Linked DNA regions of Homo sapiens: region 2 is linked to region 1. Evidence: chromatin contacts called from ENCODE Hi-C data. All regions are on one chromosome and are shown on one strand. The core of a region is the stretch at or near the end of the contact, and the rest is flanking DNA. Distances in the headings are between cores, read along the strand shown.

Region 1 (4,305 bases), core at 1,222-3,721:
ATCATCATCACCATCATCACTATCACCATTATCACCATCATTACCATCGTCATCATCACTATCTCATTCCCTACCTCAGGGCCTTCACAGCTGCTGCTCTATGTGACTGGAACATTCTCTTGACAGCTATTGGCAAAAATTGACTCTCACTTTATTCAAGTCTCTGCTGAAATGCCACCTTCTCAGAGAAGCCTGCCTTGGCCACCCTCTCTGGAGCAGCCCTTCATCTCCAGTTCCTTTCTCGTCACACTTTTCCCTCACAGGAAACATCACTTCTTGGTATATACTCACTTGCTTATTATCTGTCTGCTCTACTTGAATGTGAACTCTATGACATCAGGGGCATTGTCAATCTTCTTCACCGTTCTATCTCCGGGACCTGGAAGAGCCTCCAACAACATAATAGAATGATAATGAAAGTGTTGAATAAATTAATCCATATGACCAGATTCTCATGCCCTTCTCAGTTCAGAGGCCTGGCTTTTAGACAAGGTTCAGGCTATCGATGACCCTCTAGATTTATTTCTCAGAACAGCACATAGGTTCTGAGCCCTCCAGTTGAAGAGGACTCTCATCTCCCTTTTTCTAGACTCCATACCTCTATTAACATGGTCTAAAAAGAAGAAAAAGATGTGCACAGAGGAGTGTTGGCTTTGGAGTCAGATAAACTAAAGCTCAAATCGCATCTCTGCCACCCACTAGCTCTGTGTAATATCATTTTCCTGAGCCTCAGTTTCCTCTTGTGTAAAATGGTCTTAATAATACCAGCCTGGAAAGTCATGAAAATAGAGGTTATGTGAGTACATAGTTCAGAGTAAGCATTCAGTAAACTTTCAGATGTGAGGGTAATTTTTTTATCAGATCACTATTTTTACCATAATTATTATTGTTGTTGCTGTTGTTATTAAGCTAGCTAGATTTGAAGACTCTCCATCTCATGGGAAAAGCCTTGGCTGGGAAGGGCTGGCCTGGGGGTGGGGAGAATAACAAACGGACAGATGCTATGAGGGATACACCTGCCTGGGTCCACAATGAGCTCTTTAAGAGCTTCCCTCTCAAGGCCTGGCTCCCTCCCCTACTTGCGCCTTGATTTGTTTTTCTCAGCTCAGAGCCTTGCATTGCATGCTAAATTCACATTTACACTGAAATACCATCCTGTGAGTCTAGCTTGGGCTCCAGCCTGTGGGGATTTTCTTCCCAACCCAGGTCTGGCATCCAAAATGCTCGCTCCTCCTCCAAGAACCTGTCATCTGAAATCTGAAAGCTACCCTTACTCCCCAGTTGACTTACTGCTAGCAACACCGTGGGTGTCTTTCCTCCAGGGGGACTGACATTTCCTGGGCAGCAGGGATTGTAACTGACCCTTCATTAGCCACTCTCCCAGAGCCTAAGTGGACCTCTCCCAAAATAATTGCCCTGGAAATGTTCCCATGGCTGGTAGGAAGTGATGGCATCAAAGGAAGGAGCTGGAAGGTCAACAGGGGAGCGGTGCCCTTCTCCCTGACTAATGAGTGGCAGCTCTGGGCTCCTGTTTTTGCTGACTAGCAGACAGGCATGCCCTGGGTCTATTTCCAGACATTAAACTCTGCAGTGGTGGATAGTGATGCTTTCCAGACCAGAAAGTACATCTGAGCTCGTTGACTCGGTGGAACAGGGGCTGTGCCAGCCAGGCCCAGTGGCGCCAGCTCACCCTCACCTTGTTCCTGCCTCTGTTCAGTTTTCGCAAGCCACAGACAGTCTTGGTAGAGGCCGTGGCTTCCATCCGGCTGCCCGTGGGAAGGACTGTAGTCCCACTCCATCCAGGACGAGGCCCAGGACTCATCCCAGAGTCTTTGGGACTCAGTGGTCTCCCACGTGGGCATATTCGCACCACACCCTCCCCACTGCTGCTGCCGGGCCTGTTTCTGTGCCAAACATTCTCAAGCTTTCAGGGGAGGATAAGAAACCAGCCAGATGAGGGAAGCGGTCAAATGTGGCCTCGCCAGTGGGCTCAGAGTGTTGAATAGACCCTTACTTCAGGTTAAGTGATGTGGGCTCATGAGATAGTTTAGAACGGGTTGTATCCTCTGGCCAGTGGAGAAACTGAGGCACAGAGCGTTAGCCAGCATGCAAATAGAATGAGTACATCATAGAGCCAGACTTCATATCAAGAAATTGAGGCTCAGAAACAAGAATTGTCTTGTCCAAGGTCAGGCAGCAAGTCTGACAGAGCCAGGAGTGACTCGGGTCCCTACTAGCCAGTTTGTTCCTTTTCCCTCTCCACCCCATGAGGAGGCAGGGCCTGGGAATGGGCTGGGATGGAAAGCAGGATGGTCATCCCCAGCAGGGCTGTATCTCCTCTGTCACTGTCTGTGCCCTGTGTTTGTAAGCTGAGCCCTTTCAGCATGCCTGGCACTGCGTAAGACACTTAATCATTTTACAGAGGAGAAAGTGAGGCCTGGAGAGGGCAGCCAACTCACCCAGGTCTCACAGCTGCTGGGGTCCATCTGCCTGACACCAAAGCCTGAGCCTCTCATGATGCCCCAGAAAGAGTTGAACATGATCCAGGGCCTCAGTGGGGTGAGAGGCAGCTCAGTGGCCCTCTCATGTCTCAAAATGAAGCATACTGCCTGAGAAAGTGCATCTGGGAAGGCCTGGGGACTCCACTGGGTGGAAGGAGTGGGGTTCTTCTCTGTCCTACCTGGGACCAGGCCTCAGGCTTATGGGGTGATCTTCCCCCAGTGGCATCAGAGCTGGTGCCCCACCCCACCAGTCCTCAGTACTCTTGGCCTGAGTGGGGTCTGGGTTGTGGAGTTCAGGCAAGGCTGTCTCCCGGATTAGGCCCAGCAGAGCTTGGGGTAGGAGGAGGAATTTAGGGGACTTTGGCTGGGGAGGCCTTGAGGGTTTGGGGTTGGGACTTGAGATCTGATGTCTGGAGCCAGGGTAGCTTGCCATGGGTAGACTGAGCTGCAGTCTGCTCCAGGACCTGGCCTGGGATGGTGACCTGCTCCCTGGCCCCATCCTGGCTGTGGCCTAAGAGCTCAGGAGCCGCTTAGAAGTCTCTTTCCTGCTCCCAGCTCAGAGGGAGTTCCGCCTCTTTTGCTGGGCATGTAAGCATAGCAGAAGGTCTATTGGCCTGGCTGCCAGACAAAACTCTTTGGAGGGATGGGTGCAGGAGTCATCATGGTCCCACAAAGAGAAGGAACTCCATCTACTGTTTCCATGGGGCTTCCTGATATGAGCTGGATGGGGGAGAGGGAGGAGTGAGTAATCCCAGCCACCAAAGAGAGAGGAGGAGAAGGGGAGGTAGAGGGATGAGAAAGGCCCATCAGTCACTGTAACTCAGCCTGGAAGGATGCATGAGTGCGTGTGTGTGTGTGTTGTGTGTCTGTGTGTGTGTTGTGTTCTGTGTTTGTGTGTGTGTGTGTGTGTGTGTGTGTGTGTGTGTACGTGCATGCATGGATCTTGCCTGTGGGCATCTGGTCTGCTGGGCATCTGGCCTGCTGAGGGGTTGGGGGTCATGGAGGGGTGGCATGGGGTACTGGGAAGATCTTTGAACTAAACTTAGGAAGCTATGCCCTCCCTTCCAGCTGCCTCCTTGCCTCAGTGTGCCCATCTGCACATTGGGGGCCTGGAAAGGAGACCCTCTGAGTCCTGAGTCTCTGGGCTGGGGCTCTCTGACCCTGGTGGATGGGCCTGTCAGGTGGAGAAGCCCTGGAATAACCCTACCCACTCCTGGTGTCTTTGTTGCCTCCGATGCCTGACCCCAGTCACGTGGGTCCTATTGACTCAGGAGCCCAGAGGCTCCAATTCTTAGATGGCCTTGAACTTGTCAGTGAGGGGCCACCTGGGGTCTGTTTGAAGTAGTCAAATCTGCAGGGAGCCCCACTGATTGCCCAGGGGATGGGGGTAGCTGACTCAGTGCCTGTCACTGGCTGTGAAGCCCAGTTTGAGGCCTCAGACACTTCCATCTGGAAGTTGGAAAGGACTCGAGAGATTCATTCACTTACTCAAAGATATTGATTGGGTTGTTTCTTGGTTTTTGTTATTACAAATGAAGCTGCTGTGAACATTCTTATACAAGTCTCCTGACGCCCATGTACAGGAGATTCTCTGGGGTAAACTCTAGAAGTACAACCACTGAAGTATAAGGTATGTGCATGTTCGATGTTACAAGACAGTGCCAAATTGGTTTTCAAAGAGCCTGTATCATTTCCACTCCAAGCAGTGGTGTGGGAGAGTTTCTATTGTTTCTCCACCTAGACTTGAAATTCATTTTTGTCCAACTAGCAGGTGTAAAATGGGAATTCTGAGTGTTCTGTAATT
Region 2 (4,305 bases), core at 1,269-3,768, 44 kb before region 1:
TGTTCCAAGTGAATGCTCACTAAAGGGCATCCACTGCAGGTGAGAACCCTAATAATCAGATGGACAAAATGACTTTCCACACAGCCACCCTAGTGTTTGCTCAATGGGTCCATGGACGAAGGGGCTGTGGTGGCAGTGATGGAGGCTGGGCATAGGCTCAGCAGCATGGGCTGCCCCTTGTCAAAGCCGATCTGGCTAATGCTATTGATCAGTGCCTAGTCCACCAGCAGCAGAGACCAACACTGAGGCCCTGGTGTGGCACCCTGTCCTGCAAGGACCTGCCTGCCATCTGGGGCAGGTTGAGGACATCAGACCTTTTCATCATGGAGGGCATGGAGTGTCATCCTCCATGTTCTGGGTGTGAACTTGCCTTCCCTGCCCATGCTTCCTCCTCTGGCATCATTTTCCGTGAACTCCCAGAATGTCTTCTGCCATCATGGCATCCTCATGGCACTGCCTCTGATCCGGGAGCTCATGCCACAGCAGAGGAGGCGTGGTCACAGGCTCTAGTCCGTGGGGTTAGCTGGTCTTACAACACATCTGGAAGTGGCTGGCCTGACTGAAAGGTGGAATGGCTTCCTGAAGTCTCAGTTGTGATGCCAATTGGGAGACCACACCCTGAAAAGATAATGTTCTTTCTTGCAAGACACAGAGTGTGTTTTGAACCAGAGGCCATAATACGGTGCTGTCTCTGCATAGTCAGAACACCCAGGCTCAGGGACAAGGGGTAGAAGGTGGCGTGGCTCCTGCCACAATGACACCTAATAACCCACCCACAAGGACTTTGTTCCTGGTCACATTGTGGCAACTGTGTTCTCTGCTGGCTTAGAGGGCTTAGCTCCCAGGGACACAGCAATGGTTCCACTGAATCAGAAAACGAGACTGCCACCTGGCCATTTTGGGCCTGTGCCACTGAACCAACAGGGAAGAAAGAGGTTAATCTGCTGTCTGGAATGATTGCTCCCAATTACCAGTGGGAGACTGGGATGCTGCTGCAGTGTCGGGAAGAAGACCCCGTCTTGAAATCAGGGGATTCTCTGAGGTGCCTCTTAGTGCTCCCACGTCCCATAGTAAAGATTAATGGAAAACCACAGAAACCTACTCCCTGCCCAAATGAAGGCTGGATAGCAGAGCCTTCAGTAATGGAAGTTTGGGTGACTCCACCAAGCGGAGAATACTGACATCTCCATCTGAGCTTTGGGTTGAGACTGGGGGCGGGGAAGCTGGCGGGGGGAATATGGAAGGAAGGGTGGAGAAAGGTAGCCATACATATCAATGATGACCTCATGACCAAGTAGGAAAATTTGCATGTTTTCAATTTGCTTACTCTATGTCTGTGTTCACTTACATATGCTAGCTACTTTCTTCTTCTTTTTCCTTTTTCCCATTTTTATTCTATATACAAGTGGTTGGAAGTTAACTTAACAATTTAGTCTTCAGTAACAGAATAGTCAGTGAACTGTGACTGAATTTGAGGAGTAATTTATAGCCAGCAGTGGATGCAATGAGTCTTGGGATCATGTGCCTCCTCATTTTGGAGAAGGATCTTGTTCCCTTGTAAGACAGATAGCTGTCTCTTATGAGATGGAAATGATAGAGTTCTGTTGCTGTTATATGGGAATCCAAATGTGTGTAGAGTGTGTCTATGAAAGGTGAGCAGGTGTGGACCGTGCCAGTTACAAATTTATTGCCTCTCAGCTCCAATTCACGCCTCGTTGCCTGATCTGTGAAAGTGGAAATGGGTACCACTCTGAATATTTTTCATTTCCCGGTTGGCATGACATTAAATGTGGTCAGTAGAGGGCAGCAGAGAGACATTGCAAGAGGAGGGAGCTTTCCTTCCTAGTTCTGGTTTCTTCCTGGGTTAGGCAGGCTATGGCCGCAGGACTGGCTTCCTTAGGTCCCAGGTCCTGTAGCACAGGTGGCTTCCCCAGCACCCAGCCTTCTGGCACATGTGGCCTCTCTAGCATTCCCTTGGTCCTGTGCAGACAGCATTCCCAGGCCCAGCTCCTGTAGTACAGGCAGCCCCACCAGCTCCCAGCTCCTGCAATGCCAGTCCTTCCTCAGTGCCCAGCTCCTGCAGTTCAGATGGCTCCTCCAGTGCCCAGCTCCTGCAGTGCGGGTGGCTCCTCCAGTGCCCAGCTCCCGCAGTGCGGGTGGCTCCTTCAGTGCACAGCTCCTGCAGTGTGGGCGGCTCCTCCAGTGCACAGCTCCTGCAGTGCAGGGTCTTTCCCTGTGCCCAGCTCCTGCAGCCCGGGTGGCTCCTCTAGTGTCCAACTCCTGCAGTGCACGGCCTTTCTCATGCCTAGCTCCTGCAGTGTAGGCAGCCCCTCCAGTGCCCAGCTCCTGCTGTGCACAGTGGTCAGCAACTCCCAGTGGCCAGCAGCAACTCCCAGCAACCCCCTCAGGTGGTTCTGTAGCCACGTGCCTTCCGTGATTCACCTCCCCGTAAATGGTGTTTCTCTGGCATCCTAGAGAGTAGATTCCTGACAAGTTCTGGAGGGCAGATTCCAGCAAGTTCCACTCACGTGGCAGTATGGCAACTTCCTGTCCATTCAGTAGCCACAACTCTGCCCTCTCCAACAGGGCCTGGGTTTCAGCCGTGGGGCCTCCCCCTTGGTGGCCCTCTCTAGCCCCTGAGCAGTGGCTGCTCTTCAGATTGGCTGTTTCTGTATTCCATAGTGCCCCCGCCACCCTCACTAACGAACCCCTTGTTACTCCAACCCACTGTAGCAGTTAATAATTCTTTGTATTAAACTTTCCCTGTATGGCTTCTGTGTCCTGCTGGAACCCTTGCTGAGACATCGGGGCCGGTGTCCTGACAACCACCCCGGCAGAGCTTGGTCCAGCTCCACCACCAAACAGCTGCGTGGCCTTGAGCCTGTCGCCTCCCCTCCCTGGGCCTCTTCCTCATGTGGGAGACAGCAGCCTGCCCCCGGGCTGCTTCAAAGATGAAGGCGGGTGAAGAATGCGGCGGCGCTTTGAACCAGCGCATGGGAGGGGAGGGAGTCCATTTGACTCTCCTCGGAGTGCACAGGCCTCCTGAGAGGGTTCTTGAGATGGTCCCCACCCCTGCCTGCCCATCCTCCAGCAGCCTGTTTATCCCCTGTGCAGGACTTGATTATGGGGCTCAGCCAGCCTGGCAGGCCTTGCAGAACCCAGCGACTTGGGCTGTTAACTCCTTCTGAGCCAGCCCGTGAGTCACTTAGCAGATGTGCACACATGAGGATGGGGAGGCAGTGCCTGCAGGGGCCGAGAGTCAGAGCTGCCTTGCTGCCGGGGCTGGGAGTCAGGATGTGGTTGTGGGCATAATTCCCGCGGGAGACTTGGTTTCCCTTAGAGTTCTCTGAACCTCATTTGACCCTTTCTCATAAATCCTTATCGAGTGCCTATTACACAGTGAGCACTGTGCTGGGGCTGGGTTTACGTCGGGGCATCGGGAGGGAAACAGACACCTCCACTGACCACCTGGAGCCCAGTGTCCAGCAGGAAGGACAAATATTAATTTAAAAAATTCCAAAACATACAAATACCCACTGGGGAAAGTGCTCTAAGGGGAGTTAGAGGAACTGTCCTTGGGGGGAACCTTGAATGAGCCCCTTCTCCCTCTGCACCTCAGTTTCCTCATCTGTAAAATGGGGCCAAGCGTGGCATCCACCCCATAGGGGGGTTGTGAGGGTGATATGAAATCTCACCTGTAAAGTGCTCAGTGCGTGCCTGGCACACAGCACATGCCCATGTGCTGATTATTATTAGGATTATGATTTCAAGTTTCTTCATCAGAAGCACGAGATGAGCAGGAACCAATCATCATCAGTCACTGTGTGGCCACAGGCAAGCCGCTCTCCGCCCTGTCCTCAGTTTCCCCATCTGCTGACAGAGAGATGGGAGCTCTCTGCTCAGACATGGGGTCAGGTTTCTAGTCAATGTCAGGGTCCAGGGCTCCTCCCCGAGACCAGATTCCCAGAGGAGGACAGGGTCACAGCAGCCATTGGTCAAGAGGCCGCAGGGGTGAGCAAGAATGGATGGGGTGAGGCACATGCCTGGTCTTTCCTGGAAGCTGTCATTGCAGCCCCCTATCCGAGGAGCGAAACCTGTACAGGAACAACCTGCTCTCTCCTTCCCCCGACACAGCCACTCCATCTCTTCCCACCACCCACTGCCAGGCCCCCTCCCAGGCCCTGGCCTCTCTGGCCACACCGTCAGCCTGGCACAGGGAGTAATTCTGGATTAAGGGGGTTGAGCTGGCTGGAGAGGCCTTCAGGTCATCTGGCTAACCCCATCCCATGGGGGAACCTGAGAGTG

What was found. A loop is a pair of places that touch in the nucleus more often than their neighbours do.
Region 2: a map with no recorded cell type shows a loop between it and region 1 (10-fold over the local background). The contact joins two enhancer-like sites. A Hi-C loop is called at or near these places in 1 of 168 maps with a recorded cell type or tissue (posterior vena cava) and 1 of 37 single-sample maps with no recorded cell type.

The regions. Positions count from the first base shown.
Region 1 is chr1:30,334,302-30,338,606 of GRCh38, reverse strand. No RefSeq gene overlaps it. Among named protein-coding and RNA genes, the nearest start is that of LINC01648, 300 kb to the right of the region's middle. Within about 2 kb of position 2,471, at least 2 of the 41 ENCODE cell types and tissues checked have a DNase peak (open chromatin) inside an H3K27ac peak, as active enhancers do.
Region 2 is chr1:30,378,065-30,382,369 of GRCh38, reverse strand. No RefSeq gene overlaps it. Among named protein-coding and RNA genes, the nearest start is that of MATN1-AS1, 340 kb to the left of the region's middle. Within about 2 kb of position 2,518, at least 4 of the 41 ENCODE cell types and tissues checked have a DNase peak (open chromatin) inside an H3K27ac peak, as active enhancers do.